4 separate regions of the Mus musculus genome follow, and all the other regions are linked to region 2. The links are chromatin loops, found by intact Hi-C in ENCODE. Cell type or tissue: gastrocnemius. All regions are shown on one strand. Region 1 overlaps Lyst (lysosomal trafficking regulator). Region 2 has its middle 74 kb from the start of Lyst. Region 3 holds the start of Lyst (lysosomal trafficking regulator). Region 4 has its middle 51 kb from the start of Gng4.

Region 1 (8,000 bases), 97 kb after region 2:
ATATTCCTTTTTACATGTTATTTTTAAATTACATTTATTTATTTGTATATGTTGGCGATGTGTATCCCATGACACATGCATCCAAGTCAGAGGACAACTTGCTGGAGTCAGTTCCTTCCTTCTACCTTGTGAGTTCCTGGAATCAAACTTAGGTCATCAAGTTTGGTGGCAAGCACCTTTACCTACTGAGCCATTTTGCTGACCCAGTGTTTTGTATTCTTAATCCAGTACCAACTAGATGTTCTGTAATTATAAACAGGAAGAACATGGAACCAGGCTGGTGTGTTAAATTAGTTCTTGTCACTGACAAATGAGACAAATAATTTAAAGGAGAAAGATTTATTTGTGTTTGTGGTGTCTTATGTCTCACTTGATGGTTATCTGGTTTCATTGCTTTTGTTCCTGAGGTAAGGCAGAAAATCGTGCCAGTAGGATCATATTAGAGAAAGGCTATTTACTTTGTAGTAACTAGGAAGCAGAGGTAACAGGAAGGGGTCAGTGCCAAGATACCTACTTTAGGGGCATATCCTCAGCAACCCACTTCCTCCAGCTAGCTCTGCCTTCTACAATTTGTTTTTACCTCCTGATTGTCATTGAACCTTGACTGTATCAGTGGATTGAACCAGTGATTGGGTCAGAACCCTCCAGATCCAATTCTCTCTGGAAAACGCCTCAGATATACTCAGAAGTTCTGGTCTCACAGTTCAATAAAATTGCCAAGATTAGCCACCACAGCTGGGATACAGCAAATTGAGGTATGGGGTTCAGGCACATGAGAAATGACTTAGCAGGTAGAAGCATTTGCCACATGAGCCTCATGACCTGAATTCAATCCTTAGAATGCTTGTAAAGGTAGAAAGAGAACTGACTGTACACAATTGTCCTCTGACCTCTACATATATGCCATGGGATGTGTGCATACATGGTTTGGATGAGAATGATTGCCATAGGCTCATATTTGAATACTTGGTTCTTGATTGATGAAACTGTTTGGAAAGAAGAGGTATGGACTTGAGAGAGGAGATACGTCACTGGGGGTCAGAGTAGGGAGGTGAGCTTTGAAGTTGGAGAAGACCATACCATTCCTAGTTAGCACTCTTTCTGCCTCCTGCTTGTGGATCAGATATAAGCTGCTAGATTCTGTTCCTGGGCCATGCCTGCCTGCCTACTGCCATACTCCTAGTCGTGATGGCCATGGGCTCACCCTTTGAAACCGTAAGCCCCAAGAAACTTGTCTGTAAGTTGCCTTGGTCATAGTGTCACTTAGCAACAATAGAAAAATAACAAAGGCATATGTTCAAATACAATAATAATAAAATTAAAATAAAAAATAAGTTTGTAAGGTTTAAAGAAAATATAAATAAGATGCCATGGATATAGACTCTGGAAACAAAAGTAATCATATAGCAGTCATAGTGTTTTTAATGGAACAACTGGAAATACATGAAGGACAAAGAGATAGGAAAATAAATGAGGCAAATAGACTGATTTTAAAATAGCATGTGCAGAAGGAAGAAGGATATGAAACCATATAATATTCATAAACAAGACTCAAAAACACATTCTACAAATAAATTGTTAACAAACTGACCCTGTAATTGAATTCAAAGAATAAGAAAAAGTTCTCAGCTTCCATTCTTCGTTTTCTCTGACTAGGAGAGAATGATCTGTAGGCCGACTAATGAAGATGAAAGTAAGAAACATAAAAGAAAATTGAAGCCCAAGGCAAGAGAGGAGATCTAGGACCTCTGGCTAGTCTAGATGAATTCACACCTCATGGTCAGATTCCATGCAGATTTGTTAATGTTTTGGCTAAACTGGTAATCTTTGAGGAATTGCAATAAACATGAAAACTTGTAAGAAGCTGTGGAAGTGCAGTGTTTGAAAATTTAAGGGAATGCAGATTCCATAGATTTTAGTGAACTTGACATTATTCCCACAAAATTCTAGAGATGATCTTAAAATATTGGTAGATATTTACACACAGGAAAGGCGAGCAGTAATGTGCCTCAGTTCTCTACGAAGAATTCATTCCAGATAATATAGCTCACCCTGCCCCCTTTGATGGCAGGTACAGCTACAGCTGTACTGTATCTAGATTTCTGTGGGATGTTGACTGAGTTATTGCTGCACTGTTCACTAGTGGTGTGGCCTGCACCTACTCCCTAATTCTCACAAAGATATGTGTACTCTTGCATGATTTCTTGTTCATTCCTGTCTGTTTTATTTCCCAGAGCTTATAATAATGTGTGATCAAGACTGTGCACCAAGATACTCAAGGCAGTCTTTAAGTCTTTGGATTTTAAGTATTTTCAAATAGTTGAAAATCACTTTTATTTTTTATTCCTTGTTATTAAAAATAAAGCCCGTAACTAATGAAGAAACATTTTCTCATGTCTTATAGGTAAAACTAGAGCTAAACTATACAGATAGATAAACAGAAACATCTTATCACCCTGAAGCACAAAATTTCCCTTAGCATTCTGAAGGAGCTTTCATTGTATTATACACAGAAAACTTTGAGTTTCATTTCAAGAATTCAAACAAAACAAGGAATTTGAGAATATGAATTTTGGTGGGAATTTATCATTATTTGGTTTTGGTATTTTGAGTTCTCCTATATCTTCAAATACCATTCACCCTGCTAGGAGAGTAATAAATTGGCTGTCTGTAAGAACATTGAGCTATATATGGGTGATAGTCTACCATTCCCTCGATTTCCCTGTTTAGAAGACTGATACTTGTCTCATTCTCCTTTGTGGTTAATTTGTCTCTTATCTGGAAGTAGGAGTTGGAAAAGAAAGAGTGCTGTGATGAAGTTTATAGCTCTATATTCCAGGATTTCTTTCTTGAAGACTCAGTTCTTAGAGCTAGGCATTTATTCTTTATTTTACTTTTTTTTTTAATTAAGAATTTCCAAATTGTGGACACTTTGCCTCTTCTTAGAATTGGGAACAAAACACCCATGGAAGGAGTTACAGAGACAAAGTTTGGAGCTGTGTCAAAAGGATGGACCATCTAGAGCCTGCCTTATCCAGGGTTCCATCCCATAATCAGCTTCCAAACGCTGACACCATTGCATATACTAGCAAGATTTTGCTGAAAGGACCCAGATATAGCTGTCTCTTGTGAGACTATGCCGGGGCCTAGCAAACACAGAAGTGGATGCTCACAGTCAGCTATTGGATGGATCACAGGGCCCCAATGGAGGAGCTAGAGAAAGTACCCAAGGAGCTAAAGGGGTCTGCAACCCTATAGGTAGAACAACATTATGAACTAACCAGTACCCCGGAGCTCTTGACTCTAGCTGCATATGTATCAAAAGATGGCCTAGTCGGCCATCACTGGAAAGAGAGGCCCATTGGACACGCAAACTTTATATGCCCCAGTCCAGGGGAACGCCAGGGCCAAAAAATGGGAGTGGGTGAGTAGGGGAGTGGGTGGGAAGGTATGCTTTTGGTATAGCATTGGAAATGTAAATGAGGAAAATACCTAATAAAAAGTATATATATAAAAAAGAAAGTTAAAAAAAAGAGTTTCATGTATGCATATATTGTTTTGATCAGTTCCACACTCTATTCCCTCCTTTCCAACTCCTCCCTTATCTGCACCACTCCTATTCCCTATGCTCAGTTTTCATATGCCCTGTTTTTCTCTCTTTTTTAAAATCCCAGAGTCACTTAGTGTTGCCAGTGTACATAGATGTGGAGCCCTCTGCTGGAGCATAGGAAACCTCTTAGGTGCTGCATCCCTGAGGCAAAGTGACTGAGCCTCCTAGCAGTCATCATTGCCTGTAACTCTTCAGGGGAGGAGCTTCCTGACCACCTCCCCTCTTCATGCTGGGGTTTTGTCTGCATTGATCTTGTGTAGGTCTTGATTATTCAGTCACAGCCACTGTCAGTTTCTCTGTGAAACTTTCCTGTTGTATTGTGGAAAACGCTGTTTTACTATAGGCATCTGTTGCTTCTGGTTCTCACAATCTCTCTATCTCCTTCCTACATCCCTGAGTCTTGGGAGGAAGGGTGTGATACAGATGTCCCATTTGTGGCTGAACAATCCGCAATCTCATATTCTTTGCATATTGACCAGTTATGGGTCCCTGTGCTAAATTACTGTCTACTACAAGCTTCTCTGATTCCAGTTGAGAGATGCACTAATTTAGGAGTTGGTGCTCTCTGTGCTAGATGTGTAGCTTTGCCTCATTCTCAGCTTGGGTGGTCGGGTGGGGTTGCCCATTGGGTAGTACTCCCTGTATAAGGTGTGGGGCTCTGCCCCTTTCCCAGGTGGCAGGTTATTAGGGGTCAGCAGGTGAGTGGGTAGGCAAAGCTACCTGTGAGGTGGTTCTCAGAGGTCCTCTGCTGGCTAGGATTTCTGTGGTTTTGGGATTACAAATAATTAATTGACTGTTACTTGTATCACATACAAAAACAGGCTACTGATTTTTTTATCAGAACTTTATTAACATTATTTGATTATTATTGCCACTGATGTATTTGTATCTTCTTCTTATAGGTGAAGCCTTATGCTGAGACAGTTTTATCTAGTTCATGAACCCAAATTATATACAAGCTGAATGTTACAGAAGTGCTGAAAGACTGGTGAGTAACATAATAAATATTAACAGTTAGAAGACTTGAGTCAGGTAAAATTTTGGAGCTATATAGTTAAAGTAGACAGATTCTTCCTAGGAAAGTGTATATGCAGATTGCTGTGATTTAGTATAGCACATACTGCTAGGCGATTCAAAGCAGCGGCTGTCAACTATGAGTCATAAGCCCTTGGGGTTGATGACCCTTTCTAGGAGCTGCATATCACATATCCTGCATATCAGACATTTATATTTATGATTCCTAACAGTAGCAAAATTATAGTTATGAAGTAGCAACAGAAATCATTTCATAGTTAGGAGCTGTTAATAAAGGTTGAGAACCACTGGTTTAAAGGAAAGAAAATAATATTAACAGGAAAAGTGCTTATAAATACCTACGACACACTTTCTATATAAAAGTTTTATGTAGTAAATATTTTCATAGCCGTAAACATGTATACACTATAAAAACATGGATGGTAATGATAAGTATCAGCCGGTGTGGGTGTAGGTTTCCTGTGATGTAATCGTGGTTCCTGTGCACACACATATGTATATTCACAAACTTAACTCAATATCATCAGTGCTACCATTTACAAATTCTGGGTGTTGGCTACAATCTCATGTTACAGATCTTTTAAAAAATGCTTGTGTGTAGTTTATGTGTATCCTTTGTATTTGTGCTCACATTATGTTTCTGTATACTTTTCTGAGTATGTGAAATATTGGAAAAGTTTAAGAAAAATATGTGGTTGTCTTTTCAGTTGATTCTCAGAATGGATGGAAAATATTCAAGTATATCGAACATTTAACTTGGGAAGTAATGTACACAATGTACAACATAGAAATAGAAAAACCTTTAGTGCCATATTAGTGTTGTGCTCTATTTGTGTTAATGTGATTAGGATGGACCTTTTGTAAGAATATTGCATAGAATTTATAACTTTGGCATTTTGTAGATAGTGGTAACTTGTTGCCCAGCATAGTAATTATAGTCAGTGATGATATATTATATTCTTTTAAAGTGTAAAACCATGGGCCTTAGTGTTCTCATAAGTGTAGCATAATTAAACTCACTAATTAACTTGATTTAACCAGTCCAGAGTGTGTGTAAGTAGATATATGTGTATTTAAAATCTTGTGTTACATGCAATAACTAAAATTTTGTCAGATTAAAAAAAAAGCAAGAGAGCTAATGTGAAAAAAAGCTGTTACATGTATGAATGTTTTTCTTGTATTTATGTGTGTGCACCATGTGCATGCCTGCTGCCTGCAGAGGCCAGAAGAGGGTGTCAGACCCCTAGGAACTGCAGTTACAGAAGGTTCTTAGCTGTCATGTGGGTTCTGGGAACTAAACTTAGGTTCTCTGCAAGAGCATCAACTATTCTTTTTTTGTCTTTTATTAGATATTTTCTTTATTTACATTTCAAAAAATTTCCCCTTTCCAGGTCTCCCCTCTGGGAACCCCCTATCCCGTCTCCCCTCCCCCTGCCTCTATGAAGGTGCCCCCACTCACCTACCCAGTCCCGCCTTCCTGCCCTGACATCCCCCTACACCGGGGCATCGAACCCCCACAGGACCAAGGGCCGCTCTTCCCACTGATGTCCAACAAGGCCATCCTCTGCCACATACACGGCCAGAGCCATGGGTCCCTCCATGTGCAGCAACTATTCTTAAGTGCTAAGCCTTCTCCAGCCTTCCAAATTACTTCTGACCATAGATAAAGCTATTCTGAAATTCTTTGAATATACATTTGTGATTTTGTTTTCTGAATGTTTATACATTTTCCCTCTATATTCATCCCTGTGTGTTTTACCTTGCTGTTTTCCTTAATCTTAAATGCCATATTGCCTTTTATTTGGCTAAAAGTGGCAAAAGCTCAGCAGCTGAATTTCTGCACTCACCTGACAGGAACCACCACTTCCAGCACTGACTAAGTGGTTTCTGGAGGGTAGACAGTGACGGCATTGTATCAAGAGGAAAACTCTGTGTTGTATTTTATCCTATAGCTTAATATTTATTTATTTTCATTTTATGTGCATGAGTATCTTTTCTGCACACATGTGTGTGTTTGTGTGTGTGTGTGTGTGTGTGTGTGTGTGTGTGTGTGTATTCAAGTTGGGTGTGGTAGCACATGCCAGAAGGAGACCTTGAATCCCCTGGAACTGGAGTTACAAGGCAGTTGTAAGTTGCCATATGGATTCTAGGACTGAATCTAGGTCCTCTGCAGGAACAGCAAGGGTTCTTAACCACTAAGCCATTTCTGCAACCTCCAGTTTATATTGTTAAAAGAGCCATTTATCTGTTTTAAACATGTAAAGCAAGAACCCTTTCCTAAGTAATGGTTTATTATGTAAGAGAGAAAGTCAGACCCTCCCTGAACTGCCACTGCTCACTAGTGTCTTCTCCCACGCAGTGTCATTTATGTCTGCCTACTGTGTTTAGGTGTTTCAAACCTGGTACTAGCACTGTCATAGGAATTACCTAATAAGGTCAGAGCTATTCCTGAGAATAGTAGAGAGCTAGGAACTGAAATATAGCAGTTTTAAGTAAGTCTACAGAAATCACATATATTAAAAGGTAAATGTACATTTTTTTTTAAAATTCTCATATCCTGTTCATTTTATAGCTCTGTCATGAGCACGGACAGCAACTCATTGGCACGTGAGTTTCTGATTGATGTCAACCAGCTTTGCAATGCAGTGGTCCAGAGGGCAGAAGCCAGGGAAGAAGAAGAAGAGGAGACACACATGGCAACTCTTGGACAGTACCTTGTCCATGGACGAGGATTTCTGTTACTTACCAAACTAAATTCTATCATTGATCAGGTAACGTCATATCAGACAATTGTTCATCAGTATGTTACTGTTGGTCATCGATTAGTAACTTCCTGATTTCATACTTCCTCAGAATCTCTTTGTGTTAAAGTGATTGACACATTATGTATCTTTCACATTACTCCAACAACAAAAAAATAGCCCTATTTGTGAAAATATTATTTATTTGGATACTTTAAAAACTGAAACATATTACAATTTCAAATGGCCATTTTTCTAAACAGGTTTTGTATATAGGCTTTTTGTAGTTGATTTGAACACATCAGTCATAAACTACAAGTCACCAATATTACATTGTTAATACATTAAGGAAATAAATAGAAGCACTTCCCTTCGGTGTCATTTAACCAAAATCAAGGCCAGATTTAGATTCTCTACATAGACATGTTCTCTATGTCTTCCACCCTTTGTCTATTGCATGAGTATGAATCTGTGACTGCCTAAAGTTTGTCTTGTGAATCTGTCTGTGTCTGTGTGTGCTGTCCCTAGCTGTGTGCCTGTCCCTAACAAAGGGTTTTGTTCTGTCTTCATTGAACATCACAGAAGGCATCCCATGGGGAAGGAATGAGGGATGC
Region 2 (8,000 bases):
GTGTTGATGCCCAGACTTGACCTCAGACTCTCAATCCTCCTGCCTCAGCTTCTTGGGAACTGGGATCAAAAGCATATGCTACCATAGCATAATGTTGGAGCTAGTTCATGGTGGAAAAACAGAGACTTAATGGTTGACAAAACCTAGGGGACATTACCTAAGACAAAACCTAAGGCTTTACCTAAGACGCTGTTCATTAGCCACACAGTTCACAGAAGAGAATGGCTTTAAAATTAATTATATCCCAGACCCTTTATTTTTTTTAACACAAGAACTCATATAGCATACTAGCCTCAGATTCTCAGTGTATCTAAGAATGGCTTTGAACTTCTGATCTTTCTGTCTCTATCTCCTTGAGTATTTGGGAGCACTCAAGTACTACCCCAGGCCCAGTTTAGGCAGGGCTGGGGATCGAATCAACCACCAGGGTTTCTTGAATGCTAGGCAAACAATCTACCAAAACAGCTATTTCCTAAGTCTCCACTATTTTCCTTATTTTAGTCTCCACTATTTCCTTACTTTATTTCCTGCCCCAGTGTGGAGATAAGCTGCCACACCCTTCTTCTCTCCAGAAAGAGGAAGGACACTTCCTGACCGGTACAGGGCATGGGACCTGATCTGTTTCCATTTCACCAATGGGAGGTGCTACTACCCAGAGTCCCCATAATGGGAGGTGAATGGTCTCTGAGTTGGACTGAGGAAGGGGCCCAGGTAGGACTAAGGTTCTCAGAGCTCAGTGCTACAGAGCAAGGAATCTATACTTGAGATGTCCCTGTGACACTATGTCCTCAGTACTAATAACGAGTACCTATCTGCCTGCCTGTGAATGTTGTTTGTAGGAGATACCCTGTACAAGAACTAAAATTCAGTGTTTTATTCTGGCCATCGTTCAGTGTTCTATCCAGAGGGCATATAGGAAGATGCTAGAAAGAGAATCTCCAAGACCTATCCCTCCATCAGAATCAGCAGCTGTCTTGGGCCCTTATACAATATCCACCTATTCTAATGAACAATACTTGAAACACCCAGGAGAGAGTGCGGAAGAGGCTAGTCAGTTGCAGTTAATTTCAACCTTAGTCAAGCGTACCATTTCCAAACAGCTTAAACCATGGCAGGAAGATCTTGGGGCAGTAACATATATTCATGGTCTGGTTTACTGGACTCATCACGGGAAAATGATGGATGGAGAACTCTGCTCTCCAAACATCTGATATATTCTAACACAATTTGGCTATGCTTTTTAAAAGAAAAAATTTTAGTAATCCTTTAAGACGTTCATAGGCGAATGCAACATATTTTGCTCATGTTTACTTCTCATTTCCCCTGCAACTCCTCCCAGATCCACTCCCATGCTATCCCAACTTCCTGTCCTCTCCTTTTTTGTTGTTTTAAAATTACCCATCAAGTCCAATTCGTACCGCTTTTATATTCTTGGGTATAGGTACAACCACTGGGACAAGATTGATCTACTGGGCCCACACCCTTAAGGAAAAATTACCTTTCCCCCAGAACCGCCAATAGCTTCTCACATCAGTCAGGGCTTGGGTTTATAGGCCCTGCCCTACCCTGTGCTGAAAGACTGACTGGCTTGGTTCCATGAAAACATCAAAAGAAGCAAAAACTAGATGTGCATCAAAGCAAGCCATCAAGAGAACAGAAGGCGACCTACAGGAAGGAAAAATGCATTAGTCTTTTTGTTTGTTTTTGTGTTTTTATTTTTTGTTTTTAATTTAATTTTATTTTTACGCTCCATATTTCATCCCCCCCCATCCACTCTCCGTCTGCTCCACATCCCACACCTCCTCCCCCCTCCACCCGTCTCCACGTGGATGCCCACACCCCCCTACCCCACTTGACCTCTAAACTCCCTGGGGCCTCCAGTCTCTTGAGGGTTAGGTGCATCATCTCTGAATGAACACAGACCCAGAAGTCCTCTATTGTATGTGTGTTGGGAGCCTCATATCAGCTGGTGTATGCTGTCTGTTTGGTGGTCCAATGTTTAAGAGATATCGGGGGTCCGGATGAATTGAGACTGCTGGTCCTACAGGATGGCCTTTCTCCTCAGCTTCGGGTCAGCTGCTTCTGTCTATTGGTTGGGTGCAAATATCTGCATCTGACTCTTTCAGCTGCTTGTTGGGTCTTTGGGAGGGCAGTGATGATAGGTCCTTTTTGTGAGGTCTCTATAACCTCAGTAATAGTGTCAGGCCTTGGGACCTCCCCTTGAGCTGGATCACACTTTGGGCCTGTTGCTGGACCTTCTTTTCCTCAGGCTCCTCTCCATTTCCATCCCTGTAATTCTTTCAGACAAGGAACATAAAGATCTTTTGCAGCTCAACAACCAAGAGAACAAAGTTCAAAGATGAATGGTGGATCTGAATAAGTATTCCAGTAATGAAGATATACCATTGGTCAATAAGCACATGGAAAGATGCTCAAGGCTTGGGATGCTGCTCAGAGGTACAGCGATTGCTTAGCACGCACGAGACCCTGGGTGTGACCCCAGCTCAGAAAGAAATGTCCTTATCATTAGTCATTAAAGTAATGCAAATTAATCCCAAAACTTGACGCCATCTCATATCCAGAAGGCTATTTTTAAAAAGGGAACTGCCAAGAAAGATATGGGGAAATGAAGTCTTTGTACATTGCTGGCAGGAATATAACATGGTATAGGTCCCATGGGAGACAAAATCCGGGACTGACCACACGATCCAGCCATCCATCCCACTTCAAGCTGTGTCCAAAGAGCTGAAAGGAGGGCTGGAACAGACACGAGCAAACAAATCTTCCTTGTTGCATTCTTCATGGAGGCTGAAAAGTGGAAATGACTCACAGGTCTGCCAACATATGAGACATGTTATCTGCAGATACTGCACATACATACAGCCTGGCTGTGAAAACAAATGGAAGTTCTGCTACATGCAACAGCATGGGCAAACCTCCAGGACATTGTGCGGTGACAAACAGACCAGTGGCTAAGGGACAGGTATTAGATCATTCCACTTACTTGAGGAACTTAGAATAGGCAAATTAAAACAAAACAAAACTGGAAGTAGATTTTAAGTCACCAGAAGGTAGAGGGAGGAAGAATGGAATTATTAATAATTAGAGTCTTCGAGGTGATAAAAAGCTTTAGGAAATAGGTTGGGGAGGGCTGCATCATTTTTAAAATGTAGTTAATGACACTGAAGTATGCACTTAAAATAGCTACAAGGGAAACTTTTGAATTATATATTCTCTTTTGTTTAATTACTTTGTTAAGAGCTCATCGTGTAGCTCAGGCTAGCCTCAAACTCACAATTTTTCTGCCTCATCTCCCAGTTCTGGGATTAAGGCCTGTGCCATGGCACCAGTTCTGTAGTACATACATGTATACAATATGTATACATGTTTATATATTACATAACAATATTTTACTATAATTTAAAAATTGTCATGTACAGCCTTATGAGCTTTGCATATTTATTATATTATATTTATATTGCAATAAAGTTGTTTTGTTTTACTGCAAAGCCAAATTTCCTAGTTACCTAAAAAGGGCAAAATACTGGTCTGGGCATTGTCGCAGCTGACTAGTCCTATGAAGACTATGAGGCTTTCCTTAGGATCCTGTCAGGAAGGGACTTTGCAGATGACCTGTCACTCTTTTCTTTCTCCCCACCCACCCCCTCTCTCTTGTGAGACAGGGTTTCTCTGTGTAACCCTGGCTGTTCTGGAACTTAATTTGTAGACCAGACTGGCCTTGCTTCTGCCTCCCAAGTGCTGGGATTAAAAGCGTGCACAAACTTTTATTATTATTTACATTATATTGTTATATTATATTATTATTTATTATACTAATAATATATTTATTTTAAATTTATGTGCATTGGTGTTCTGCCTGCATGTATGTGAAGGTGCCAGATCTCATGGACTTGAAGCTGCAGACAGCTGTGAGCTACCATGTGGGAACAGGGAACTGAACCAGGGTCCTCTGGAAGAACAGCTAGTGCTCCTAAATGCTGAGCTACCTCTGCAACCCCAACAGGCCGGCTCCCCCGACTCCCAACCCCCATGGCCAGCTTATTTTAAAAACATGGATTCTGGGGATCGAACTCTGGTCTTCTTGTTTTGTTTGGTGTGGGGGATGTAAGCTTGACTAGCTAGCATGTGTGTGGAGCCCTGGGTTTGACCCTTAGCTCTTAGCTCCGAATCCTGTAATCCAAGCACTTCGGAGGTGGAGGCAGAAGGATCAGAAGTTCAAGGCCATCCTTGGCTACACAGTGAGTTCAAGGTCAGCCTGGGCTTTGTGCGATCCTGGCGCTGGGGATCCAACCACAGTTTCGTGAATGCTAGGTAACTAACTACCAACGGAGCTACAGCCCCATCCGTGCGATTTTTAGAGGCTTCTCGAACAAACCCATCTGAAGATCACAGTTCTGAAGGGGAGGTTAAGGATCCTTTAGTAGCAAAACTATCTCTGTTCATTTCCTCTTTCACCAGGGTGTGGAGCTCAAAGGCCACAGCCAAAATCTTAGAGGAGTTTAGCAAGAAAGAGGGACATCTACAAAGTGATCCTTGTTAAGATGGCACAGAAATTAAGACATGGAAGTGCCAGAAAGCTCGAGAACTTTGAGAATGGCTTCTTGGACACTTGCCTCTCAAGAGGGGCACCGATGAGCATAGAGAGCATTCAGCCTGTTTTCAGCCTAGCTAGCCTCTCAGTTGAAATCTCGCTGGTTTGCCAACGCAGTTCCAAATGTGACCACAAGAGGTCAGAGCCGCTCAATGCACGAAGCATCACAAGATGACCTTAACTCATGCTGGTCACCTCCCAAAGGCCGACCTGTAAAACATAAAGGTGGAGTTAGTTATTCTGAAACTGCTCCATGCCTCACAGTGGGGGTTAAACTCTGGAAGAAGTTTAAAAGGGATAAACTTTTATCAAAAGTGGCCACTCCCGTGGGAAGTCACCTTTAACAGTGAACAAGAATTTGAATGAAGCTTGCTAGAAATAAAATGGCTTGGCCCGGACGAGTATGAGACCTTCGGAGACTGGCACTAGAAACACACGTTAGCATCTTATAAATACAACATGTTCTTCAAAGTAGTGAAACTGGGTCAACAAAGCCAGAAAGAAAAATAGGCTGTAAGTCTCAAGTGTCACTTGAGAGCACACTCAGGTGTCACCAGTTGTATACTAGGAATTGAACCTGAGTCCTTGTGCATGCTCGGCAAACACTCTACCACTGAACTCCATTCCTAGCCCAGACTGCCGGTGTTCTTAGTATTAGGTAGGACCATCATTTGATGGTGACAGTGCAGAGGGCCTTTTGTGATGATTCTTCAGCTCGTAGAAACCTCTAACCTTCTGGTTGCTTTGACTGAACCAAATGAAGTTATTTTTTGTTTTTTGTTGAGACTGAAAGATCCTGACAGAATGTAAAAGGTCACAGAAGCCCATTGGCAAGATAGATGTCAGTGTTAGCAGAACTAGCTTCACTGATTTAGAAAAATAGAGGTGCACAATGCTCTGGCCACTCCTTGAATCTGTGTGTCTGCCAATGTTTTGACCATTCCTTGACTCATGTGTGTGCCCACTGATGAAGCCCATTGCCAGGTGTTTGTGATATTGGTGGCTGAGAAAGAGTCAGAAAATCTCCCCAGCAACCACAGCCCGGCCAATCCTGAGTTGCTGCACCTGCACCAGACTCTTTCCTTGTACCCCTCCCATACCCATTTCTTGAGAATAGACATTGTTTAGTTCTGGAATCCCCTACTCCCCCCACTTCTCCTTTCTTCCCGAGGGCCTATAAAAACTGGGACCTCTTTCCCCTCGAGGTCGACTCCTCTACCCCAGCGTGGGATATGAGTTGTCCCCAGAGCTCTGGCTTTCCCCAATAAAGCCTCATGTGGTTTGCAACAAGCTCGGTCTATCGTGAGTTCTTGGATGTCTGCTATTGTCCTGAGGCCTGAGCGAGGGGCTCCTCTGGGAGTCTTTCAAGACCATTGGTTCCCTTCTGACTGTTTCCTCTTTTGTGGTCAATATGATGGTAGCCTCCAGCTGGAGGACAGTCTTGGGGCAAAGTACTGCATTGCATCGAGGACACTGTGTGTGTGTGTGTTTGAGCCTACCCAAGCCAGAGATTGATGGAGCACTTCATAGTTTGTCTTTACAAGTCTACATGAATTTTGTGTTCAAGTCCAATAGTAACTGATTAATTACGTTAGTTTATTTGACTAGGCTCTCCTGCAGCCCATCCCTCCTGGATCTCTGTGTGGCTGAGGATGACCCTGACCTCCAGGCCCTCCTGCTTTCTCCTCCCACGTGCTGGGGTGCTGGGGGCAACCAACAGAACAGTTTTATAATAAATGTAAAATACCACATATTTTTCAACAATAAATTTAAAATGTTTATGCATTTGTGTGTGTGTGTGTGTGTGTCTGTCTGTCTGTCTGTCTGTCTATATACACAGTACTCACAGAGGCCAGAAGAGGGCATAAAATCCCCTAGAACTGGAATTAGGTGATTGTGAACCTACCAATATGGGTGCTGGGAACTGGCCTCTCATCCTCTGGAAGCTCTTTTAACCACAGAGTCATCATCCCTACTCATAAAATGCCATTTTAACCCCTTAACATTTGCCTTGGGTTGAATTGTAGCCTGCCAAAAAGATAGGCATGGCTTTAACCCCAATACTTCACAATGTGATATTTAGAAATAAGGTCTTTTCAGATATAGTCAAATGAAGATGAGATCATGGGATAGGCCTTAACCCAACTGGACCAGGGTCTTTGTTAAAAGAAGAAAGTGGACTCAAAGATAGTACACACAGAAAATTTCTTAAGAGAGGAAGACAGAGATAGGGTGATATAAATAAGAGGTATGGAGACCCAGAGATACCTGCAGCCTAACACATAAGTCCCCTCACAGCCTCCAAAGCCACCCTGCAGCATCTTGACCTTGAACGCTGATATCAAAAACCAGGGAAATACTCTTCTGTTGTTTAAGATGCCCAGCTGTGGCTTTTTGTTTCAGCACCTTCAGCTGACTAATACACTAACAAAAACACTGAACCTTAAGGGGGATAGACCAACTTCATCCACTGTTGCCGACTGCCACCTCAGTTGATGCCCATCTCTATAGAACACAGCTGGTGTGTATAGATGCTTGAGAGGTTGGCGAGAATATGTACCTGAAAGCACTTTACCAATTCTCAAAGGATGATGGGATAGTCAGCTGTTGCTAAGAGGAGGAAGGTGGGGCTGAGAGCGAACTCGGTTGGTAAAGTGCTTGCCACTCAAGCCTAAAGACCTGAGTTTGATTCCCAGATATCACATAAAAGAGCCAGCAGGAACCAGGCAGCGGTGGTGCACTCCTTTAATCCCAGCACTACATAGGCCAAAGCAGGCAGATCTCTGTGAGTTTGAGGCCAGCCTGGTCTGTAGAGTGAACAGCCAGGGCTACACAGAGAAACTGTCTCAATAAAACCAAATAACAAAACCAAAAAGTGCCCATAATTATATAATCATAGGCAGAGATAGGCTGACCAACCAACTCAGCCAAGCCTTATTGGCAAGTTCAAGGCCAATCAGAAACCTTGCCTCAGAGAACCTAAAGTTGACCATTTGATCCTGCCTGCAATACACCCCCCCCACACACAGCCTACACACACACACCCACACACACCCACACACCCCCACACACCCACACACACACCCTACACACATGGAAGGGACTGGGGACTGAGGATACCATTTAAGTCAGGAAAACAACTGACTTAGAATTCTGCCAGGGGCCTTCCCTGCCACCTCTGTAACTGCTCCAAGTAAACAGGGTCCAAGTGCAGGGTGCTCCAGCTATAGTTCATGAAGATGAATTTAGAAGAAGCTATATCCTGTTGAAGGTGGATATTGATCACTGAAGCCCAAGCTACTTGGACACCATGTATCCAGTGGAAAGACAACAAACAGAGATGCTCAGAAAACAAGAGCTCCACTTGGGAGGCAGATTTCTGAGTTCG
Region 3 (8,000 bases), 74 kb after region 2:
TACAATTGATAGGTGCTATGAAAAACATGTTTAAAGTTACAAATTACATTTCATGACTTGCACTCATGGTACACTGTCTAGCATAAAATGTGATGTTCTTGTGGGTCTTGTATTCTAATCGAGAGTGATGATAAAAATAAGCAAAGCAGCTGGGCATCGTGGTGTAGGTCTGTCCTCTCAACTGCTCTGAAGACTAGGGAACCAAGTGGCACATCACCTATATTAAAAAAAAAAAAGCAAAGCAGTTATTTAGAGTGTCTTACGGAAGAAATTCAGGCACAGGGTCCAGGGCAGAAGCGGTTGTTGCTGAGTTTTCAAGGTGGTACTGAGGGTAGATCTTACTAGAAGATAAAAATTAGATTATAGCTAAGGGAATTATTATTGTGGCTATCCAAAGAGAAAGCACTTTGTGTGGAGGGGCCAGACAGTACCAGATCTTAAAAGCAAGAACTTGCCTGGAAGTATATGCCTAACAGTGAAGAGGCCACTCTGTTTGAGAGGAAGGAAGGAAGAGGGAAGTGAGGTTCGGGCAGATACTAAGCTCTGAAGGTCATTGCAAGGACTTTGGCTTTTGCTGAAGTGAAATGAGGAGCCATGTGACCTCTTAAAACATTTGAAGTATTTAGGGAACAATTAAATATGAAGATGTGCACATTAGAATATTTATTTTAAAGTCTTAATGTTATAGTCTCATTTTAGCATTCATTCTGAGACAAGTTATATTGTCAATTTACCGCTATCAAACTCCTCCAGGGGAGCAAATAAACATAAGTACAGTTTCCTTTTTTATTATTCATTTTTTCTATAGATGTTTTTTACTTTTGTATGTTCTCAATTACTATCTTGATATCCATTTGAAATCTCTTAAGCTAAGTGTCTCAAGCTTAGGTATACTTAGTGTTCTACAACTTATTAATATTTACTCATTTCTGGTTTTGTTGTTTTGAGAAAGGGCCTCAAACTCATTATGTGGCCAAGGATGACCTTGAACTCCTGATCCTCCTGCCTCCACTTCCTGAGTGCTAGGCATGCACGATTATACCTGAGTATTAATTTTCTAATATGCCATGTTAGTTTTGTTTTTACATGCACTTACATGTTTATTTGTCTGCTCGGTATGTGTGTGTGTATGCATGTGCACAAGCCATGAAACACATATGGAGATCAGAGGACAACTTTTAGAATTTGGTTCTTTCCTTCTGTCATGTGAGTTCTGACAATCAAATTCAAGTTGTCAAGGTTAGTGTTGAATTTGTGGCAATTGTTCTGCCTCAGTCTCTGAAATGCTAAGAATGCCAGTGTTCACTACTACACTTGTCTTAATTCTAAGTGTTCTTGAACAAAATAAATACTGTAGTATCTTGTTTAAAATCCTTTATGATGAAGACAGATAATGTCACAAATGCCATTACTTTGGCATTTTATGAATAAAAATATTCTGAGGGACAATGTATACCATTATGTAATGTCTTTCATTTTCTTTCCATTTAATGAAGTCTTGCTCATTCATCTATAATCTCTCTTCCAAGGGAACTAGAAAGCAGTTTGTCAGTTTGTTACTTGATATTTCTGTGACTTTTTGTTCATTAGAAGATTTGTTTGTTTGTTTATTGTTGTTTTAGATTAGCAGGAGAACTTTGAGTGAACAAGACTAGATTCAGTCTGGGGTAAATACCTGACCAGTAAGGTGTAACTACTTTCCCTCTCTGTGTTTGCAGTGTTTCAAGTGTCTGGTACTGAGTTGGGCACAGATCCTAGTACTTAAGAGATGCTCTTTACATATTTGTTAAACGAGTGCATTTTGTGGCATTTCTTTCATTTGTTTCTTAGAGACTTTGTATGCTGCCCATCCCTAGAGTACTGGTATTTTGAGAGCCTGCCTGCCAGAGGAAGTGGGTAACCTCTGCCTAAAGATATGAGCTGTTAATGGTTAATACCAGAATCAGATAAAGTTATTTTAAAGAGAGGAATTTTCCTAGAGAGACCCCTTCAGCCACATCAGTGGGTAACTTCATACTCTATCATCAGGCCATAAGGGAGTTGAGAAACTGAGAGTTGCACTTGGTAAATAGCCTTTGAATATAATGTCCTGAATTATTTTTATTTCAATTCCTATGCAAAAAAAAGTGACTGGAGACCTTAGGTCTACAGTGATCCCTACTATTATAGACAGATTATGGAGTGTGGAAGCTACCCACTGGAATTTCCAGGGTTTTGTGTCTTAGAGCAAGGAATTGGACCAGGGACACATAAGACAGTGGCAGAAAGACAGGGAGCTTATTAAAGAAGAAAAGCTCAAGTCAGAGCTGGAGAAAGATCAAAGGCTCAAAGCATGGGCCACGGTGGTTGTGAGTCTTTATGGGTCTTTCACACAGCTCCTGCCTTTCCTCACATGTGTATGCTATGGGCTTTTCTCAGACATGTTCTGACTGTCATGTGTATTCTTTGGTGGTGAACATGGGGGTTCCAGTGTTTTTTTCTGTCACTGATTGTAAATCTCTCCACCCTCTCTTCTGCTACAGGATCAAGCTGTAGACTATTTGATTATTAATTGTATTATTTGGGAAGACCTTGAAAACTGCCAAATGATACCAAATATATCAATAGCTTTGACTTTCCCCCCCATGCCTCTGTTATCTCAAAGGCCCGCCACAGTTGTGGCTGGAAGAAGAGGAAGGGTGGCCCCTAAGCTGTCAAAATGCCTACAGCAGCATCATTTTGTCAGTCTTAGGTTTAGTTGGACTGTAGTGAGGATCAGATATCCTTTTGTTTAACTTGTGGTTCCCACACTCAGAAGAGGTTGGTATATTAAAGTGTATAACATTAATAGTCATGAGAAAACCAAAGCTGGGCACAAGTTAAAATGGCAAAGACAAATTTTATCCAGGACTAGCATAACAAAAAGAACCCAGGTACATAGTTGGCCTCTGATTTAAACACACTAGGGATACCTGGGGATTTATAGTCAAGAAACGTGGAGCTCATGGTTGATACCAACATAGGTGAATGTTGGTAGCATCAACCTCACAAGATTCATGCTGAAGGCAGGCCAGCATGAATAGATACCAAAGGTGGGGACTGAGAGATTTTGTAGATAGGGAGGGTGTGATTGTGTATGTGTGGGTTCTTGCTAAACTGCCTTGGCGATTGCTAAACCTAGAGTTTACAAAGATGTGCACACATAGCACATGGGCCAAGGAGAAGGTTCAAAGTCTGACTAAAGTTTGCTTTAAGCAAGGATCTTTGTCACATTGCCCACTGTATGCTAGCATATTTGAACAGGGCTAGGTAGGGTATCATACCTGGACCCAGAATTTTTGCAAGTTTCTCTCTTTCTGTTTGACAGAAATATAAGTTCAGGCCCCAATGCTATCTTGAGGATAGCCCTGCTTCCATCTTGGTGAACCTTTCCGTTTTTTGTCTTTTGTTTTGTTTTTTTTTTTTTTTTTTAATCCTGTGACCTCCAACAGAAAATAGGACAACAGTTTATTGCACATACTGTCCATGAAAAAACAAAACAAAACAAAACAAAACAAAAACCAAAAGAAAGTTTATTCTGAGGCAACTTTGAGTGAATAGTGCTTAGTAACAGAGATTCGGGTTTCCCAGAATTACATGTTCTACTGTGAAAGAGGTTTACACGCAGTCTTATAGCCATAGAACAAAAGACCATAAATCAATACATTTGCCAAATATAGCGGAAAGGACATCGGGGAGGTAGGCTACAGCATAGCAGGAAAATCTCCAGCTGATGATACTCTTCTTTTGAGCACTGCTGAAAAGCCAGTCGTTGGCTAAGTTTAACAATACATTCCAAACTTTTTACATAACAGGCACAAAGATCTTAGGTCAGCTACAAAGGTTGGTAATAAGCAGTTTTTTTAAAGAACCTAAAGATAGTCCAAGATAATCTTGGTTACTGATCATCATCTCTCCGTAATGGTAAAGTTCTAGACAGTCAGTCACTTTGTACAGTCTTCAACAAAGATGTAATTTTCCCAGTAAACGTGAGTTTACAGTAGAAAGAAGACACTAGGCTTGCGCTTTTAGGGGCTGAATCGCCTGGGATGGACGAAGCTTTATGCGGCCGGGAGGGGTGGAGTTCAGAGAAGCTGCACAGGGCCCTCCTCGCTGCATTTGTCCCGCCTTCTTCCTCTCATTGGCTGAGATTCTCCACGCATCACGTCGGCGACCCCAGCGTGCCCTCCCGGTGGGGCGGGACTTTAGGCGCTCGAGGCGGGGACGGTGCGCACGCGCAGAGGAGCGGGTCTGGGTCTGGGCGGGGGAGGAAGGGGGTGGTGTTCCCGGTTTCCCGGGTTACCTGAGGGGGCGGGGGTGAGAGCTCACGCTGGCCTGGCAGCCTTGGTGAGTCGGGATTCTCCTGCACCGGCGGGCGAGAGCGCGCGGCGGACCACAGAGCGGAGGTAAAGACCGCAGCGGGCTCCTTTAGAGGGTCAGGGTCTCGACCTCAGCGGGGCATGGCGGGAAGGTGGCGGGCCGCCCGGGCGGGGTCGTGCCGCGCTAAGGGAACGGGGTGGTGCCCGGAGCTCGGCCCGGCCGGGGTTCGCTTGCCTTCTGAGCTCTGCACAGTTGCTGATTGAGGCGGACCCGGGCCCCGAGGGCTGTGGCGGCGGCGCGGACCCCATAGTAACTTTACTTACCGGCCGGCTGGTGCGGCGGACGGTGTCCTCAGGGGGCGCTTCACCTCGGGAAGCGCTTGTCCCGGACCGCCGCTACCCTCAGCCTGCCCGGTCCTTCCCAGCAGGTGACAGCGGGAGCTGACAGGTTCAGGGCGTCTCACTTCGCGCCGCGGGTCCATCTGTCATTCCCCACCCTGGTGCTTCGGAGTCCTTGCTGTCCCTTCCCTGCCCGTGACACCTGCTGCGGGACTCTGCAAACAACCCTTCGTGGTTCGCGCGCACCTCTGGAGCGGTGGCTGAGATGCTAATATAATAGGGACGTGACCCAGGGAGATTTCCTCTGCCACCGGAGGCCAAGGGTTCATGATGGAGGGTTGGAGCTCAGGGAGTCAAGAAAAGTGTCCTCATCCAATCCTCAGAGGGATAAACAAAACAGCAAAACATCCTTGATGGAGAGAGAGAGAGAGAGAGAGAGAGAGAGACAGAGACAGAGACAGAGACAGAGACAGAGACAGACAGACACAGCTCTTGCTTGGTAGTTGATGGTGTGAGAAAAAAATTTTAAGGTGTTGACTCGTGTAGAACACACATTTGTGTTGAATTCTGGCCAGTATTTCCTTAAGGATCAAATTCATTGTGCATTTTCTCCAGGGTTTGTTTAACAGGTTGATATGGCACATTAATTTGAGCTTTTTCTTCCTGAAAGGCATTTGGCTGGTCTGCCTTTACTTTTAACTTCCACACCTAGTAACCTTATACTAATAAAGATGTTGGCTCTTAGCTTTTATTATGTAGCTGATTGGTAGGGGATATCTGTATTTACAGAGCATTGCAAGTAACTTTTCTGCTGCTCGTTGCTGTCATCCACGTTGACACTAACACATACAGATATTGAGAGACTTTGGAAGATAGAGGACGTAAGGGGGAGATGAGTTTCTGTTATTTAGTTTCCATTAAAATACTTCCCAGACAATAAATTGCATATAGAGCATATGCATTTAGTAAAGATGTTTAAGTACCTATTGTGGACCAGACACGTTTTATAAACAGATAAATACCCCCTTTCTTGGGTCATACATATTCTGGAAGAACCTCAGACAATAAGTAAGAAGAATATGTCCTTGTCAGATGATGTTAAAGGACTTAGAGAAAAAGCAGGGAGAAGACAGAGCCAGAAACGGGCTGCAATTTGATTAGAGGTAGTTAGGAAAGGCCTTCTGGAAAAAAAATTTGATAACCGGAAGGAAGTAAGGGGTGATCCATGCTCTTTTCTGAGGGAAGGATATGCAGTGAGAAAGCCACTTGCAAAAGCCCTGAGGCAATAGTGTGGAGACTGGAGTCAGAAGAGAGCTGAGAGGCGGGTCTGGCCGTGTTGGAGCCAGTTAAGTAAGAGTCGTAGAGTACCAACAGATTAAAAGGGTGAGAGATCAGATTGTGAAAGGCTTTATAAGCCTCTGTAGGGAGAGGAGACCTCTTTTTGATTACAAGCTGATATAATCAAACTTGATTTTCAAAGGAGCCATATTATGACTAATTGGAAAATATACCACCATTTGGGGGAAGGGATAGCAGAAACAGAAGCAGAGATACCAAGTAATGAGGCCAGAAATGATTTAGGAATTTGTGGCTGTGGTGAGAGGTTATTGACTTTTTAATACATTGTGTATAGAAATGTAGAGGACAGCAACAATTTTGTCTTTAGCAAGAAAGATAGACTAGAATAGGGAGGTACTGAGAGCTTTCTGAGAAGAATAGGCTTGGTAAGGAGGTTAGGTTTTAGGGGATAAAATTAAACACCCAAGTGGAGATTATTCGTAATAGACATTAGTGACTTTGCATTACAGGAATTTTTGTGTTTCTTGACTATTCCAGCTTAACCATTTTGCCCATAAGTGGACAATTTCCATTCCATGCTTACTACTTTTTTTTCCTCCCAGTGTTGGGACTCAAACCCAGTGCCTTGAGCATGCTAGGAAAGTTCTCTTACTAAGCCCTTTCTTTCTCTGGCTCTGTTTTTAGTTCTTTTGAACCAACGTAGTCATTTATGTTCCCAATGTAGCTCTGGTTTTATTTGCTTGGATTTAGTCCATGTGTTTGTTAGTTTTAGTTGTAGAAAAAGCTGTACAGAATTCCAGAGTATTTTTTATAGTCTGCTGCTATATTCAACTTGAACACCTTTCTCTGATTTTTTAAAATTATTTTTAGATGCCTGTTAAAAAGAATTTAAGTCCCAGAAATATTATCAAATGTGGCTTTTCTTGGCCATTTGTGAAATTACAATGTAAGTGACCTGAATTTTTGAAATGATGTTCTATAAGCAACAAAGAGATTATTTTAATTCTTTTGTTTTATTACAGATGACTTGAAATAAACTATCACATTCTTAATGGAGATTTTTAAAATATCACAATATAAAGTATTAGGCCAATATACTTTGATCTGTAAGGCTTGCTGGAGCATCTCTGTAGTCCCAACTACTTGGGAGGCTGAAGCAGGAGGATCACATGTTCAAGACCAGCCTGGACATTTAACAGATTAGTGGGACTCTGTCTCAAAAATGAGAAAATGGGGTTGAGAATATGGCATGGTGGTAGAGTACTGTCTGGCATATACAGGGCCCTGGGTTTGAAAACAATAACAAAATACTTGTATCAGAAAATATGTAATCCTGAGGTCTATTCTTTATAATAAAGAACCAGAAAAGAACTAATACTTTATAATAAATTTTCAGCATATCTGTCCCCAATTAGATTGGTAACTGTAAACTGATCGTGGAGTCAGTGAGGCAACTCTGTTCTCATTGGCACTACTTTTTCACTGTTGCTTCTCATCAGTGCTTGTCCTTGTGCCTCTTAATTTCCCTGGCCTTGCTTATAATAATTGAGAGAGATATGATACATTCGGAATTTTTGAATGCTTACTAAGTCTAAGCACTGGAAAGAATAGAATAAGGAAAAAAGTACCTAATAACATGAAATAGTAATGCTTAAAACCAGATGTCTTGATTAGTTAAGAAAGAAATAAAATTATTTTCCAAAAGGATAGCCATTGTTTCATTCAAACGTTAGTCTTTGAAATTGAAACCCACAGTGGTGAGGAAATGGGAGCTTCCAGCCATTTTAAAGAAATGGACAAATGAGATGAGCACTAGGGTTTCATGCACTTAGTCATGCTTATAAAACTGTTTTTACCGATCTTTGAAAAGTAAAGAGTCATTTCAATAGTGGACTACTAATTGGTAATTGAGGAATGGACTATAAGATCATACAATGTAATTATGTTATGTGTAGAAAGCTAGCCACCCCCAACACACACACACACACACACACACACACACACACACACACACAATCACAGTCC
Region 4 (8,000 bases), 320 kb after region 2:
TTCTGCTTTAAATATAAACCAATCCTTTTGTCCTGGGTGCTTTGAGGCCACACTGTCTCTGTGCCTACTTCTGGATGCAATAATTGTGGCTTTGGGTTAGCCCTGCCCAGACTTTGACATTTGGGGATGCAGATGCACCTGGGAACCTCCCACTTCAGTTCAGATTACATAGAAACAAACCAATGACAAAGGACAGGAAGGAACTGGGGATGTTGCTCTGTGGCTGGGCACCTGCCTGGCATATGTGAGGCCCTAGCTTCACCTTCTCTACCATCAAATATAAACCAAAAGGACAGGTAGTATCTCTGGGGGTCAGAAGAGGGCAGATAATGGCTTAGCCATTTAGAAAACTTTGAAACAAAAGAAACAACAGAGGCAGGAACCTGGGCTGGGACTATGGCTCTCTCCAGTGCTGAATCTGCTGATGCTGACAGCCTTCACACCATCAGTACCACCCCCACCCCCACCATCACCCCCACCACCACCTACATCCACCATGGTCATGTGAGGACAATAACAACTTTCTCATAAGAGCTCTTGGATATATCCTGAAAAAATAACACAAGTGGATAGCATTGACTGATGTAATGTGCTCAATAAGCAAGCATTGGCTAGTGATTAGCTTTGCCTCTGTAGCAATTACTATGGAAACAGGACCCTACAGAGACTTGGGATTTGGAGCAAAACTATACCACTGTAAAGATATACTGAAGAGAAGAAAGAAAGCATCACAGGTCATCTAGTAGCTGGCATCATCCCACTCAGCCCCTTGGCACACTGTGACCATGCACTTTTCATGAAGAATACAATTCAAAGTGCCCATTCTGCAAGTGCTGACCTCACCAAGACTTTGCTGGGATTCGCAGAGGAGGATGAAGTCAAGCCTGTGGTTATGATTGCAGACTCCAGAGTTGCTATGTGCAGAATAGCTATGGACAAAGATGTTGGAAGGATTAATGTGTTTGTCAAGGCCTATCAGAGATCCCAGCATCCACCCAATGGAAACAAGTCACTGCAAGACTCACTGTTCACTGGGACTTCACTCTCTTTTTAGCCACAAACCAGCAGTGCTGTGCTAGGCTGTCTTTTCTAGCTTGTACCTTCTGGGTTTGTGACAGTTTGTAGCAAGGGACTGAAGTGAACTGTTCACTGCAGTGCCAGGTCATACACGGCTTGCAAAGGGCAGGGGGTGCTCACTAGTCTTCTGGCTGGGCTAGGGTTGTCCAGATGCCGCACTAGCCCAATACTGAAGATGAGGATAGTTTAGACATCATTTTGGGGGTCCAGCCAGTAGGGAGTCAATTGGTATGGCTGCGTTAGCTAATTCCAGGTACTGTAGAAAAGAAAAGGGGGTCGGGCTGTGGGGTGTGGCTGGGTTGAGAAGACAGTGCAGTTGACCAGAGTTTAATTCTGACAACTCATGTACAACAGAGCCAGGCCTCTTCCTGTGATCTTCTCACACTGAAGAGACCAGACAGGCACGTGTTCTCAGGACCCTTCTAAAGTCATCTAATCCCAATGACCTCCCAAATGTTTTCCCTCCTAATGCTGTGACAGTGAGTGGAAGGGTTAAAGTGAAACTGGGACAGACAGGAACTCACTAACAGTGGCTCCAGGAGCCTGCTGAGGTCCAGGTGTAAACTTTTTGTTTGGGTATTGTTGCGAGTAGAATTGTACTCCATCACAAAACTACATGTTGACAGGTTATGCCTCAGTACCTAATGCTATGGGTGAGCATGCAGAAGGCCCTACATTCCTTCCTCAGCTTCCAAATAGAAGGAATAAAAATAGAGAAGAAGGAGTGGAAGGATGGAGAAGAGGGAGAAGAAAATAAGGAAGAGATGGGATGGAGAGATGGAAAGAGGAAGTTAAGGAGAGAGGATGGTCAGGAGGCAGAGGGAGCGGCTGTACGTGAGGGCTCATGGCTGTAATCTTAGTACTGTGGGTACTGAGGTAGGAGGATCTAAAGTTTGAGACCGGCCTGGGTGACAAAGTGTAACCCTGCTAAGAAAAAATTTTAAAATAAATAAAAAAGTGATTAAAGAAATAATGAGTTTTACATGAGATCAGATGGGGAAGCCATAATCCTATCCGACTGGTGTCTTTATGTGAAGAAGAGGAAAAGGTGCAGACATGTATGGAGGGTCATAAGAAAATGATCATCTATAGGCTAAGTCCCCACTTTTCCTTCAGAGGTGGATTAATTTGGATTTATGAAATGAGTCCCAAGAAATAGAATTCATCAGAAAAGAACATGGGCTGGAGACCACAGAAACAGCCTAGCCAGGCAGATACATAGACACAAGAGCTCTGTCCTGAGACATCAGGGCAACCTTGTGACCAGAACAAGGAAAGACATATGGCCCTAGAACATGGCAGGTTCACAACAGATGACAGCTGTACATCCTAGATAGCCTCAATAGGAACACTGGAGCTTCCCATGAGGCCAGGGATGCTTGACCACAGGTCAGAACTGAGCCCAGCTATGGGATCCTGACACAGCGTGAGAGAATCCCTTCTCCATGGACAGCCACAGCCTCTGGGAAGTCTCTCTGCCTGCTATTAACGTTTCTGAGGCCTGTTGCTGAGACTAGGCCCAATAGAGAATGGCTTAGAGGGGACTGATTACTGCAAGGGACAGAATCCCCAAAGGCCAACAAGCTCGCTGTCTGTAGATACCAAGTACCTCCAGGGAGGAGTTTCAGGGGTCACAGAATGCCATGCTTCCTTTCAGAGACACAAGTTTCAGGTTCTAACATGTCCCATCTTCTTGAAAGCTGGCATTTGATATTTTGTGAACATCACCTGGGTGAGCTACAACTTATTTCTGAAGAGGGAAGTCTTCCAAGGCGTGAGCTCCTAAGTCTCTTGACTTAGAGTGTGGTTCAGTAGTATAGCATTTGCCTGGCATGGGCAAGCCAGCTTCAGTCTCCAGCACCATTTTTCCATGATCAAGTCATCCCAAGTGCAGACCAACTGTATTAATAACACCATAATGTCCTATCATTTACATGCATTAATGGTACATGAAGCTTTATAGTCCAACAATCATGAATGTGTTTTGTTAGAAAATAGAACCCTTCAATCCTGTAGGGAGTAAATGGAATTGTTTACCCATACACTGAGGACTGGGGCTGCAGCTCAAGTGGCAGAGTACTTACCTCACATACACAGAGTCCTGGGTTGGATTTCCAACGCCACATAAACTGGGCATCGGGTACAAGTATATAACCCCATTACTTGAAAGAGGGAATCAGGAAAATCCACAGTCCATGGTCATCCTCAACTACATAACAAGTTCAAGGTTGTCCTGGAATAGATGAAACCATGTTAGAAAAAGAGAAAGGAAGGAAGGAAAACAAGCACATTGTGCTTAAGCCTTCTGAGTATAATAATTATATCCAAGTATGTGATTAATTAGTTTGGGATTATGTTGAGTCAGGTATTTATTTCTTTTTTTTTTTTTTTTTTTTTTAAAGATTTATTTATTATATGTAAGTACACTGTAGCTGTCTTCAGACAAACCAGAAGAGGGCGTCAGATCTTGTTACGGATGGTTGTGAGCCACCATGTGGTTGCTGAGATTTGAACTCTGTACCTTTGGAAGAGCAGTCGGGTGCTCTTACCCACTGAGCCATCTCACCAGCCCCAGGTATTTATTTCTAATAGACACATTTTTAGCATCTAGATAACAACAATCAATTCCCAAGAATTTATTTGCTTACCAAAGTCTTTATTAACTTGTGTATCATTAATGTGAATTTGGGGCACATGTTTTAGTTCCACACAGATATTTACATTTTAGAATATATTTGTTTACTGTAGCACCAAATGCTGTAATAAATCACGGCCTTAGCTTTAATTGAGGGCGGGGGGGGGGGCTTTGAAAAGCAAAATTTCTCTAAATATCCAACCAAATGAAGCATGACCAAGGCAATAAGTGTTAGGGCTGAAGCATGGCCAAAGCAATAAGTGTTAGGGCTATCTTTAAGACATATTTGTCATATGGCTTGAGGGATGCTTAAGATCACTGGCAACTCTTATGGATGACTTGGGGTTAGTTCCCTACACCTACATGGCAGCTCACAACTGCCTGTAATTCTGGTTCCAGGAGATTCTGCGCCCTCTACTGGCCACTATAGGTACTGTATGCATGTGGTACACAGACATACATCTAGGCAAAACATAAAATAAACAAATCTTTAAAATGTATTTGTTTTTATAGTTTTAATCTGCACTGTCCACCAAAAGTGGACATGGTCCACCATGCGTGGACAGTCTGGTCCCCAATGTAGCAATGTTCATGGGTGGGCCTTGGGGGAAGTGAGGGTCAGGAGGGATTCGAGCTCATGTGTGGTCAGATTCATAATGTGCATGGAAGGGGGGGGCTGGGAGAGAAGCAGAAGTGATTTTTGAGAACAGAAGCTTGGAAAGAACAAAGAGAAGGCCACCAGGTGTTGTCTCTACCCAACTAAAAAGAGCAAAGAGGGTTGTCATAGTAACAACTGTGATCAGTATAATGCATGTGTCTTAATCAGAGTTTCTATTCCTGGACAAAACATCATGACCAAGAAGCAAATTAGGGAGTAAAGGGTTTATTCAGCTTACATTTCCACATTGCTATTCATCACTGAAGGAAGTCAGGATTGGAACTCAAGCAGGTCAGGAAGCAGGAGCTGATGCAGAGGCCATGGAGGGATGTTACTTACTGGCTTGCTTCCCCTGGCTTGCTCAGCCTGCTCTCTTATAGAACCAAGACTACCAGCCCAGAGATGGCACCACTCACAAGGGCACCTCCCACCTTGATCACTAATTGAAAAAAATGCCTTGCAGCTGGATCTTGTGGAAGCACTTCCCCAATGAAGCTTCTTTCTCTGTGATAACTCCAGCCTGTGTCACAAGTTGACACAAATCTGTTGTAGGCATAAGCCGGCCTGCAGCCTACATGAACCTGGTATTTCTGGAAGACAGGCTGGGGCTGAAAGAGACTAGACTGTGAGAGAAAATAGTGAAGCCAAGACAATTTTTTTTCTCTGATCAAGGCCCACAAGTTTACTAAGAGACTGTGCTTATAAGGGTAAAGGCCCATCCCCCTGCCAGTCCATTCTTGGTGCCTGGAGCCAGCCTGTAGGTGACATGCAGGATAGGATGTGTCTCCAGAATGTCTAAAGGGTCTCTCAGCAGGTAGCAGAGTCTCGGGGAAGAGCAGCGGTAGTTGACATAACAATATAGCCATCTAAGTAGGAAGGCTACTCCCCAGGTGATCTCATATTCAGTGGCAGCAAAGTCTGAATCAGCCTGCTTCAAGGCAGGGGGAGGCTAAAATTTCCCCCCTGGTTATATAATAAAAATAGCTGGACCGAGACATAAAATTTATTTATGCTCCATAATCCTGCCTGGGAGTGATGATGGCTGGCAGCCGCGCCTGGCTTAGGAAATCTCAGATTTTCCCGAGCCATTCTTATCCATCAAGGAGTATACATGCAGCTTGTTTGTGTTTATTTTACACAAACATGGCTCTGTGGTGTATTATTAACAAATCACGGCCTCTTGGCATGTACCTCTGTCTTAGATTGATATGGCTCCGAAATCTGGTTGTCCGTCATTGACTGTCCGGCCCTCATAGCACACTTTATTCCCAAAACAGAACAAAGCCACAATATATACTTAATATGCTTCTTCATATTGATGAATTTCTGCCACCTGTGCTTGCTGGAGGCGAGGCTGCAGGCTTGCTGAAATCAGGCTGTAAGGAGAGACTGACCAGCTTGAAAAAGTCGAGATAGTTGAAAAGCAACATGATAAAAGCTTCTTTGGGGAAGTCCAGGTACTTTATTCAGTTGCAAATTAGCAACGATCAGGCTCAGACTCTGACCTCCCAGTGTGGGGGAGGTGACTTTGAGAACTAACAGAAAAGCCAAAAATTCTCTGAAAGTGGAGGCTGTGCTCCAAATTAACGTTTTCGACTAAAAGGGATTTTTAGCCGTCAATGAGGTTAGAATCATACTTACTAGAAGATTCAGGATCTGTGTTCACTTGACGAACCAGTCTTTCAGGCAGCCATCGCACTCCATCTTCTTTTTGTGAAAAAACACAGACAGAACCTCTTCCCCAGATTAAAACGGGGTCTGGACTATTCCACGAATTAGTTAATGGGTCCCGCCATTTAACCATGGCATAAGAACTGGAAGTAACTGGATGCCAGTGGCGATCTGCTGCAGACTGACCTTTAACATCAGTTTGCAAAAAATTTTTAAATGAACAAGATGTGCTTTTGGTGACTTTTGGGGGTATAACTGCCCCTGTTTTGTTTTTAAAAGCCAATCTTTCAGAGTGCTATGAGCACGTTCAACAATTCCTTGTCCCATGGGGTTATAAGGAATTCCAGTTTTATGTTTAATACCAATTTCCTTACAAAATGAAGTAAAATTGTTGTGTGGCATTAAAGGCTTATAAACAATGATCAATTACATTTCTAGAGGCCTCTCTGGCATGTAGAGAAGCAAAAAGAAATCCTAAACAAGTGCCAATACAAACATGTATATATTTTAATTTTCCAAATTCCGCATAATGAGTTACAACCATTTGTAGCAATTGATTAAGTATAAGTCCTCAAGAATTAACACCATTATGTGGAAACAGGTAGGAACTGAGGACACTAAGAACAATTTTTTTACAATTTGATATGCACATTCTCTAAAAATAACAAAATATTATCTTAAGTTTTGATTATATAAAGAACGAGATTATATGGCCAATTATTCTTATGTAAGGCCTATAATCTGCCTGAGATATAAATATAGTATGGCATTGCCTTAAGGTCTTGTCCAGGCAATCTAGAACACATTTTGAAATGTCCAAAAACAGTCTTCTAAAATAACAGCATTTTTTCTTATAAGTTGTATATGCATAAACCATTGCAAATTTGAGAATTTATAGTATCTGAGAGATGAACAATTTTAAGCAACTGTAAGTTCTGAGATATATATTGATAAATATACAAATTAAAGTTTGATTATTCAACATTTTAAAATATCATCTACAGCACACAATTTAATTATCTATGCTGAAGCAGGAGGAAACTCAAAAGAATAAGCGTGTGATTCTTCACATACACTTTTCTTCCCTAGAAGGGCTGTTTTTAAACACAGTAAATGGGATGCATGCATGCATGAATTTATAGAAGGTACAAAAGCATGCATAAAAACAATTTTTAACTTATCTTTAGGATAGTGATTATCAATTTTATTTAAAATGATGGTATGCAATAGGCCAAATATCAATATTCTGCAATAACCAATTAAATTGCTGTTTGGAACAAGGAACAGACACTTTGCCAGGTTCTTAAGACACAGGTTTTTTTGTCATAGGTTTTCTAAGATATATGAATTTCTCTTACAAGCCTTTATTAGCACCATAGCGGCCTTAATAGGATGTTAAAACTTTACTTTGAGGTGAACGCCACCTCGGCCTCCCCTGCTGCCAGCTTACTGCTCAAGCCGAAGAGGCTGAAGTGGCCAGCCAGGAAGCCCACGTAGAGGTGGTAAAACACCCTGAGCCCAGCAGGAAAAATATGGCCACCCTCAGCAGGGACAGGCGGATTGCCCATGGGGGCCATGGTGCATGACCGATGATAAGGCCACTTCAGGCCCGTCGCTGAGTCCACTACAAAGGCACCCACTTCCTGGCGCCCTCCTGTGCCATCACCACTCAGGGAAAGCCATGCTGCCACTGCCCCCCACGCCCCACCTTGCAGCAGCCAGTAGCTGGCCGATCGGCGTTCCGCATAGGCCAACAGTCGGCTGGGAGGTGAAGAAAGATGATTTTTCATTAATGTTTTCTCTTGCCAAAGAATTGCTGTGGGCACATTTAATAACCATAACTAAAATAAGCAGCTAATATTTAATTACCATTGAGTATAATTGATAACAATTATAAAAGCTTCCTTTATTTTCTGGAAAGCCTTTTGTTCTTTACTAGTGGATGTTATCTTGAACATC

The links. Peaks named below come from ENCODE experiments on the same cell type or tissue, not always from the same donor. Only the 100,000 strongest peaks of a DNase experiment are listed, where the experiment ranks them.
Region 1: a loop joins it to region 2, with 8 times the contacts of the local background. A loop is called at or near these places in 31 of 42 quality-filtered maps.
Region 3: a loop joins it to region 2, with 4 times the contacts of the local background. A loop is called at or near these places in 8 of 42 quality-filtered maps.
Region 4: a loop joins it to region 2, with 3 times the contacts of the local background. A loop is called at or near these places in 5 of 42 quality-filtered maps.

What each region holds. Positions count from the first base shown.
Region 1 is chr13:13,609,330-13,617,329 of GRCm38, forward strand. Lyst (lysosomal trafficking regulator) reads left to right here. Exons shown (of 53, transcript NM_010748.2): 2 at 4,513-4,598; 3 at 7,218-7,416. The coding sequence starts at 7,225. Among named protein-coding and RNA genes, the nearest start is that of Gm30836, 22 kb to the left of the region's middle. In gastrocnemius, a CTCF peak has its summit at 3,712 (motif pointing left); a DNase peak (open chromatin) is centred at 3,729.
Region 2 is chr13:13,512,314-13,520,313 of GRCm38, forward strand. No RefSeq gene overlaps it. Among named protein-coding and RNA genes, the nearest start is that of Lyst, 74 kb to the right of the region's middle. In gastrocnemius, a CTCF peak has its summit at 4,740 (motif pointing right); a DNase peak (open chromatin) is centred at 4,742; H3K4me3 peaks cover 220 bases; H3K27ac peaks cover 876 bases.
Region 3 is chr13:13,586,073-13,594,072 of GRCm38, forward strand. It overlaps Lyst (lysosomal trafficking regulator), which reads left to right and starts at 4,337. Exons shown (of 53, transcript NM_010748.2): 1 at 4,337-4,424. It overlaps Gm30836 (a long non-coding RNA gene), which reads right to left and starts at 5,129. Exons shown (of 2, transcript XR_382086.4): 1 at 4,662-5,129; 2 at 1-217. In gastrocnemius, a CTCF peak has its summit at 4,678; DNase peaks (open chromatin) are centred at 4,241 and 4,731; H3K4me3 peaks cover 2,598 bases; H3K27ac peaks cover 1,683 bases.
Region 4 is chr13:13,831,249-13,839,248 of GRCm38, forward strand. No RefSeq gene overlaps it. Among named protein-coding and RNA genes, the nearest start is that of Gng4, 51 kb to the left of the region's middle. In gastrocnemius, a CTCF peak has its summit at 4,130 (motif pointing left); no DNase peak of the experiment used is centred here.